2 separate regions of the Homo sapiens genome follow, and region 1 is linked to region 2. Evidence: chromatin contacts called from ENCODE Hi-C data. All regions are on one chromosome and are shown on one strand. Each heading gives the region's core, a stretch centred on a gene start or an enhancer-like site at or near the end of the contact. The rest is flanking DNA. Distances are from core to core; before and after follow the strand shown.

Region 1 (4,776 bases), core at 2,153-4,652, 1.0 Mb after region 2:
GTTCAGGGGGGATACTAACTTAGAAACCATAGGCTATGGGCCTTGGGAACTTGGAGATACTTGTACAAGCAACCTTGGAGTTTTTGGAGAATATTTGAGATGGGAATTCCTGGGCTGTGTGGCAAGGGAAACTGAACTTCCTACTAATAAGCAAGTAGCAGTGCAGAACTTGAGACTTACTATCAATAGTTAAGATACATTTGAATAACTCTCCAAAACAAAAGATAAATCTCTATGTCTTAATATTCCCTACTTTTTATATCACTGTGTCCTATTTAGACTGTTAAAAATTATACAGACATTTTAATGATTATATGTACTAGTCAGCTTTGCTGTGGTAATAACTCCAAAAATGCTAAGGTGTGCAACAAACATGTATTTCTAGGTCATGCCGTGTGTCAGTGGCTGTGAGTCAGCTTCTCTGGCCCTCTCCTGCAAGTCTTCCCATTCCAAAGGAGCAGCCCCTGTTTGGGACACACTACTTTCAAAGTCGAGGAGCAAGGGAGCTGGTGGAAGCATGCGTTGGCTCTTAAAGGATCTGCTCTGATCCGATGTACATTCATGTACCATGTACCAGTGGCTGGAGCAAGTCACGTGTCCAAGGCCAAAGTCAGTGTGGTGGGGATGTGTCTTCCTGTGGGAAGTCACTTGGCAATAAGAAGAATATATGATCCTTTTAAAGGATGGGAAGTTCATAATTATGAACACTAATGCAATCTACCATATAGTCTTTGTCCTCCACTTCTTTCCCAGAACATTTAGTAAATATAGCAGTTCATGTTTACCATTTAAAAATGCTTTAAACACATTTGCTCCCTATTATGTATATTACAAATTTTAGATAATTTGGGAGGAGCCTGACCTATTGCCATGAACTCATGTGGCAGATCACTGTATGAGTTCAAGTATTCTTCTCTATATTATTGCGGTAACTAGACTTTCCAGAATGGTTTTGAATTATGGCAAATACTTTATATCTGAATGTAGTGGACATGGCTTTGTGATTTAAAAGGTCTTCATTTTTAAAATATGTCCACTACATTTTTTATTGTTTTATTGTTATTGGAGATAATTTACAGAGCATGAAATTCACCATTTTAAGGTATATAATTGAGTGTATATTCACAGGGTTGTGCAACCATCATCGCTATCTAATTTTAGAATATTTTGTCACCCCAAAAAGAAATTTGGTCTTTATTAAGCTGGCTCTCCCTGTTCCCCCTACCTGTAGCCCCTGGCAACCAAGTCTGCTTTCTGTCTCTCAGGATTTGCCTGTTCTGACATTTCATATAAATGGAATTATATAGCATGTGGCTTTTCTCATCTAGCTTCGTTCACTTAGAATAATGTCTTCAAGATTAATTGCTGATGTTTTCTGATAAATACTTTTAAACATATTTAGGAACTTTTTTTTTTTTTTTTTTTTTTTTTTTTTGAGACGGAGCCTTGCTCTGTCGCCAGGCTGGAGTGCAGTGGCGCAATTGCGCTGCTCACTGCAACCTCCGCCTCCTGGGTTCAAGCGATTCTCCTGCCTCAGTCTCCCAAGTAGCTGAGACTACAGGTGTGTGCCACCACGCCCAGCTAATTTTTGTATTTTTAGTAGAGATGGGGTTTCACCATGTTGGCCAGGCTGGTTTCAATCTTTGACCTCGTGATCCACCCGCCTTGGCCTCTCAAAGTACTGGGATTACAGGCATGAGCCACTGCACCTGGCCGGGAACTTTCTTTTTACTTCTTAATTTTACTTAGAGATTTAAATGGAATGGCTGATATGAGTGATGCCAGTAAATATTTTGGTAGTTTTGGACATGAGTATCTTCAACAGTGGTTGAAGTAATGTATATTAATGTAATATAGTGTAATGAAGTAATGTTATTAATGTAATAAATTGTATTGATAAATTTCCTAATGTTAAATCATTCTTGCTTCCCTGGAATACATTTGACTTGATCCTGGTATATATTTTTTTTCCAAAAATTCTTTTAGTGTACTGTTAGTTGTTACTTTATTAATGATGTTTATGCTTGTTCTCAGTTTTCTTTTTTGTCCTAATATTTTGATACCGGATATAGATAGTCATCATGAAATGATTTGAAAGGTTTCTGCATTTTAAAATTATGTCTTAGAATATTTGAATAAAGTAGGACTTACTCTTTGAAGGTTCATGAGTGCTCACTGTGAAACACTTGGGACCCAGCTTACCTCTTCGTGGATGTTCTCTGACAACAGTTTTGTGGTTATTTATCTGTTTAGGTTTTTTCTCTCTATTTAATTTCACCTTGATCACATAATTTTTCCTAGAAAGCCAGCTAGCTCATATAGATGTCCAAATTTGTTGGCATAGTTATTCACAGCACAACCTTTTAATTTACAATCATACATAGACACAAGTTCTAAATAGTTATTGCCTGTTCCCTTTTTCCATTTTCCTCTTTTTTTATTTTTTATTGAGACAGCATCTCTCTCCGTCGCCCAGCCTGGAGTACAATGGTGCGATCTCTGCTCACTGCAACCTCTGCCTCCTAGGTTCAAGCAATTCTCATGCCTCAGCCTCCTGAGTAGCTGTGACTACAGGCTTGAGCCACCACGCCTGGCTAACTTTTTGTATTTTTACTAGAGACAGGGTTTCCCCATGCTGCTCAGGCTGGTCTTGAGCTCCTGGGCTCAAGCAATCCACCTGCCTCGGTCTCCCAAAGTGCTGGGATTATAGGTTTGAGGCCACTACACCTGGGCCATTTTCCTTTTTCTATATTGTTCAGATTTCCTAAGTTTTAGTTTATCTGATTCATCTTTCAGAAGAATTAAATTTTGCTTTTGTTTATAACTTTTGTTCTTTTCTGTTTTAATTTATGCTTTCATTTTTAGATTCTCTTTCCACTTTCTTTAGGCTTTTTTTTTTCTTTTTCTTTTAATGGGAACACAGAGTAAGTCTGGCCTAAAGGGTTCTGTTTTATGGGCTTCATCTTTTTCAAATGCATGTTTATCTGTTATTGAGGACTCTTGCTTTTTTTGTGTTTTGGTTTTCTTAGGTCTGAGTGATGAGCTAATGCCATTTTGAGTTGTTTTTATGGTTTACTTGCCTCTGATGAGATAATAATTCAGACCTGCTATTTGCCCCCATCAGAACAAGTGGATTATATTGGATCCTCTGTGTTTCTACTTGATGTTGTTAGCATTGTCTTAGATCCATAGATTACTAGTTATCTGTCAGATGGGAAAGAAGCCTGGCTTTCTCTGTGTTTTAGCTGCTCCCCCCATCTCAGTAGAGCTCAGTCCCCCCAGCATTTGCAGTCTGGCCTGCTTTGGGCTTGTTGGACACACCCCAGGGCAGCCAACCCAGATGCCTTCATGTTCCTATGAGCTGCTGCTTCCATCTCTACCCATCATGCGGGGGGAGAAGGCCATGTGGGCGGGGTGCCCTCTGCTGGTGGCCCACACTTGGTGTATTTGCCTGTGCTTGGCATCCCCTTGGTCACAGTCACAGCAGCCAACTCCTTGGTGGTCCTGGATTGCCCCACTGCCAAACCTTCCATGTCCTCTACTCCCCACTGACAATCACACTTTCAAATTAGCGTGCGTGTAAAGGGGGTTCAAGGACATTTTCTACTTATTAAGTAACCTCAATAACCTGAAGTAACTTCGGTGACATGGGTTAGATTCCTCTGGGTTCTTTTTTCAGTTGTGGCCCAGGTAGAACCAGTAGACAGCCTTTGAGACCTTTGGCATTTGGATGGCACCCTTTCCTCATTTCCAGTATTGATATGACTCCAGTCACTGTTTTTCTTGTTCTTTTTACCTCCACTGTTTTTTGTTTTTTTTTTTTTCTTTCATTCTCTAGGTTAAATTAGTATCTGGAGGGTGGAAAAAGGGAGAACGCAGAGGCTTGTGTTCAACTCACTGAGTTTATCTAGAGGTCTAGCTTTCTAATTTTTTAAACAAGTGTGTCACATTACACATACAAACATGACCGCTTCCTGGTTATTGAGCCTTTGGGATTTTTCTAGGTTTCACTCTGTGTTCTTTGTATCATGAACATCTTTGAACAGAACATTTTTGAGATTATCCCTTTGAGTTTATTCTCCAAAGTGGGCTTAGCTTTAGTTTTACAACAAAATCAACAATCAAGAATATTCAGTTTGTATAGAACACATTCATTCATTTTTTTTCTTTTTTTTTGAGATGGAGTCTTGCTCTTGTCGCATAGGTTGGAGTGCAGTGGCGTGATCTCAGGTCACTGCACCCGCCGCCTCCCAAGTTCAAGCAGTTCTCCTGCCTCAGCCTCCTGAGTAGCGGGGATTACAGACGTGTGCCAACACCCCTGGCTAATTTTTGTATTTTTAGTAGAGATGGGGTTTTACCATGTTGGTCAGGTTGGTCTTGAACTCCTGACCTCGTGATCCACCCGCCTCGACCTCCCAAAGTGCTGGGATTACAGGTGTGAGCCACTGCGCGTGGCCAACACATTCTTTAAGCATCTGCTGTGTACCTGGCACGAGGGGGGTAAATTAAGAAAAGTAATATGCAGTCTGTGTATTCAGAGAGCCATCATTTTACCCTTAACGTAAAGATGCCTTGAGAGGCTTTGTCAGGCTCCTCTGAGACTAGATCATTCACTTGCCCATATTCCTCCAATAGAATCAAAAAGAGAAATTAGATTGTTTTAGCATAACTTATTTTTATTAAAACTATATTGGCTCCTAGTCTATACCACTCTCTTCATAAATCATATGTTTAATGTAATATAAAATTTTGCCAGTGATTTATGTTAATTTAATA
Region 2 (4,448 bases), core at 1,607-4,106:
GCTGGAGTGCAGTGGTGATCTCAGCTCTTGCAACTTCCACCTCCCTGGTTCGAGCGATTCTCCTGCCTCAGCCTCCAGAGTAGCTGGGACTACAGGCGTGCACCACCATGCTCAGCTAATTTTTGTATTTTTAGTAGAGAGGGGGTTTCAACATGTTGGCCAGACTGGTCTCGAACTCCTGGCCTCAAATGATCCGCCCGGGTCGGCCTCCCAAAGTGCTGGGATTACAAGTGTGAGCCACGGTGCCCGGCCATTTTTTTTGTTTTGTTTGTTTGTTCGTTTGTTTGAGACAGAGACTTGCTCCTTCACGTAGGCTGGAGCGCAATGGCGCCATCTCGGCTCACTGCAACCTCCGCCTCCCAGGTTTTCAAGTGATTCTTGGGCCTCAGCCTACCGACTAGCTGGGACTAAAGGTGCGCTCCGACACTCCCGGCTAATTTCCGGCCGTTGTTAAAATGTTTTTAAACGTCTTTTTTGGAAAGCTTGGGCAACTAAAACTTTTAACATTAGATGAGATTTTTTTTTATTTTTATTTTTTTTTACAAACAACTCACAACTTTGGAAATACAAATTACTTGTATGGGACAGTTTTATGTACTACTTGTATTTCATTTCTTTTCTTTTCCTTCTCCCATGTATAGGAATTACCCAGAAAATCAGCAAGATCCGGATCTTGTCATATACTTCTGCACCTAGCATAATGAACCTTATGGAAGATATCTTGGTATTTTAGCTTTAGGCGAAGTTATATATTCTGTTAAGAAATGGTCAAAGAAAAAGGATATCCCACATTTCTACTCGTTGTACCTTTTTACCTATACTTTCTATTTATCACTTAAAGGCAATTAATCTTTACCTGTAAGCAAAAATGGGTTCAAAGGGCTTCTACATCTTTCTAATTGCCACATCATGTAGTATTCATTAGCTGATTCTTCAGCAGTAAGCAAATTACTGAAAAAAAGAGTTAAAGTTTAATACATTAATAATATTGAGTCTTTTGTATAATAAAATTTTATTTTATTTTATTTTTTTGAGGCAGAGTCTCGCTCTGTCGCCCAGGCTGGGGTACAGTGGCACTATCTTGGCTCACTGCAACCTCCGCCCCAGATTCAAGCGATTTTCCTGTCTCAGGCTCCCGAGCAGCTGGGATTACAGGCGTCTGCCACCATGCCTGACTAATTTTTGTATTTTTAGTAGAGGCGGGGTTTCACCATGTGGGCCAGGCTGGTCTCCAGCTCCTGACCTCAAGTAATCCGCCCACCTTGGCCTCCCAAAGTGCTGGGATTACAGGTGTGAGCCACCGCGCCTGGCCCAAAATTTTATTTTTAAAAAGTATTTTTAAAGTACTTTTACACTCAAAATCAAGTGAAAAATTGACTTTATAAATGTGTAAACTGCAGTCGAGTTCTACAGACCAAATATCAAACACAGTACTCACTTCCTCCATCCTTGGGAAAGTTTGGTAATTTGTAAACTCAATTGTTCCTACTTGACTGTAAATTACTCCCACCTCTACCTCCCTCAATGGAACCTGGAGCCAGAGAGGGCTGACTTGGGAGAGTTTTAGCACTTCCCTCCATAAACTATGCTAGCGTCAACCTTATACGCCACCAAAAATAAAAATACAATCTAAGTAAAATTACCATGCTTACCATGCACATAGCAACCTCAACAAAAATTTTTATAAAATTGCTGTCCCCAAGTCCATTCCATATAGAAATTCTGGATCCTCTACTGGCTGAGGATCAGAACTGTGAAAAAGTCCTTCTCTGGAGATGGCAGAGTCCTAAAGTTTAGTTCAAGACCTTCAATCTTGGTGGGTTTGTGAGTGAGTGATGTGTGTCTGTGTATGTGTGTTTAGGGGTACTCGGGGGGAGAAGGGAGAAAATAAGCATGTCAATCAGTGTAAATTACAGCTCATCTGTAGCTATGATGCTACTAGCCTTCGTAGGGGAAAGACTATTAATTCATAAACCCCTTAATCTGTGTCCCAAGCTCCCTGCTACCCTGAGTGAGAACTGATTGTATTCTGTTTCTCTGTTCATATGGAACATATATGAGCATGCTAATTATAAGTATTGCCAGTTAAATTGACAGTCTAGGGCAGTGGAAAGCTAGGTTTTATGTCTAAGGCATCCAGTTTACCCACATAATCCAAAAATCTGGTCATGTGATAGAAAATTTGAGAATCTAGACAATTCCTGAATCTTACCAAGGTTTCTTTGACAACACCTCAGATTGTAAGCAACTATTTTAAAGTGAAAGGAACGTGTTATATTTAGCAGGCCATGTCCAATATAGACACACATTTTCACTCTTAACGGAGCTTTCTGAAGGCATGTCTGAATCTGATACATTGTTCATAAAAATATATTCACAAGTCAGCAGTCAGTTAGTAGCTTAATAAAATCTTATGCCATACAGACTTTTCTTTTTTAGCCCATAAAATCTAGCATAGAATCTTATATGTGGTAGGCACTAAAAATATTGTTAACTGGGTATTATTTTCAGCCAAAATGTTGTGCTCTGAAATAAAAATAATTGGGACCATAAAAATAAGTTAAAGCTACAATAACATTCTTTGTTATTTTTCCTTCTTTTTTTCAAAAAAATTTTAACACCTTTTCTCCTTGTTTTTAGTTTTACAGTTGAGATATACAGTAGTTCCCCCTTATCCATGAGTTCACTATACTCGGTTTCATTTATCTGTGTTCAACTGCAGTCCAAACTATTAAACAGAATATTCCATAAACAATTCATAAGTTTTAAATTGCACTGTTGCGAGCAGTGTGATGAAATTTCATGCCATCCTACACCATCTCGCCCAGGATGTGAATCATCCCTTTGCCCAGCATATCCACACTATATGTACTCACTACCTGCCCATTAGTCACTTAGTAGCATTCTCAGTTATCAGATCAGCTGTTGCAGAATCACAGTGCTTGTGTTCAAGTAACCCCTTCTGTATTTAATAATGACTCCAAAGCACAAGAGTAATGAGGATGGTATTTGTTATGGTCGTTCTATTTTACTATTTTACTATAGTTATTGCTGTTAATGTCTTACTATGGCTAATTTATAAATTAAACTTTATCATAGGTATGAATATATGAGAAAAAACAGTATATATAGGGTTCAATAACATTCGCAGTTTCAGGCATCCATTTAAGGTCTTGGAATTTATTCTCCCGGCATAAAGGGGGACTACTGTAAACTCATTTTTAAAATATGGATTTTTAAGCTTTTACAGTTGCCAAACAAATGGAAGTGATTTATCTCTTGCTGGTAAATGTAGTAGTGAGGGGAAAACTTCTTTCAGTTGTTTCAAATGGCTCTAAAACCATTAGCTAATTTGAAAGCCTTTTTTTTCTAACTTTGCCAAATCGTAAGTCATTAGTTAAGATTTGTTTCATAAATTCTTATTAGATATTTGAGTTATAACAATAGACATATAACTTGTGATTAAAAAGAGCTTATTATGGTTTAAATACTTCTAAAATCAAACTGAAATTAAAGATCATACTAATTTCTGCTAGTTTCTGTTTCTAAAAATGCCAGTCTGTCATAACAGATGGATTAGGGTGTATGGACTAAATAAAAGAGTAAAAGGGCACTAACAAAAACAGTATATGTCCTGCAAATAAATATCTTGTACCTTATCAAGAGAACTAAAAGTATTTAAACAAAGTGTATGTAGTTTCCATACTTGTCCTATGCTCTTTTTAGGGCTCATATCTGATATGGACAATTCTTAGTTCATGATAGAACTCTGTATAGCACAAATTTACTCTAGAAATGTAAATAATTCTTAGCCAGAAGATAAAGATATATTTAGGGCCCTCAGTCTTATGCTTTGACACTTTCCTGAGACCATTAATAGAAGCCTAAGCAGCCAGTGATGAATTATACAGCCTTGACTCCAGCTGGTCCCAGTAATCCAAATAGCACTCTCCTCTGGCAGATCAGCTAATTATAACAAGAATTCAAACCTAACACACACAGTTCCCACAGTTTCCAGTCCTGGAATAATTCATTAGAGACTTGTAGACTTTACTGTCATCTTCCTGAAAATATGTTATTTTAGGACACATTAAGTTCTAGGTTTACAGTAGACTAATTGTACTGGTTATGTTCCCAATTTTTTAACTGGCGTAAGAAGCAGAGGAATGGAATGGCTTTATTCCAGGATAGCAGACTAATCAATCTTAGAAAACATTAAGCTACATGTGTGCTGCATGGTTTAAGACAGCAATGAAAGCTATCTCAGACTCTATCAAAGGGCAAGGATGCTGGGCTATTAAGCTATGCAGTTTTGGCTCAAACTAGAATATAATGACCTAGCCCTGCAGTATCAATTCTACAATTTCAGACTATTCTGTGCAATAATGATGGGGTATTGAACAAGTTTACGAATCAAGCCTTGGTTCTGTATGTCTGGTCCACCCATT

What was found. A loop is a pair of places that touch in the nucleus more often than their neighbours do.
Region 1: a map with no recorded cell type shows a loop between it and region 2 (2.3-fold over the local background). The contact joins two enhancer-like sites. A Hi-C loop is called at or near these places in 2 of 37 single-sample maps with no recorded cell type.

What each region holds. Positions count from the first base shown.
Region 1 is chr9:112,789,994-112,794,769 of GRCh38, forward strand. All of the region lies in intron 1 of SNX30 (sorting nexin family member 30), which reads left to right. Among named protein-coding and RNA genes, the nearest start is that of SNX30, 42 kb to the left of the region's middle. Within about 2 kb of position 3,403, at least 2 of the 41 ENCODE cell types and tissues checked have a DNase peak (open chromatin) inside an H3K27ac peak, as active enhancers do.
Region 2 is chr9:111,740,620-111,745,067 of GRCh38, forward strand. It overlaps SHOC1 (shortage in chiasmata 1), which reads right to left. Exons shown (of 28, transcript NM_001378211.1): 11 at 857-951. Among named protein-coding and RNA genes, the nearest start is that of SHOC1, 52 kb to the right of the region's middle. Within about 2 kb of position 2,857, at least 4 of the 41 ENCODE cell types and tissues checked have a DNase peak (open chromatin) inside an H3K27ac peak, as active enhancers do.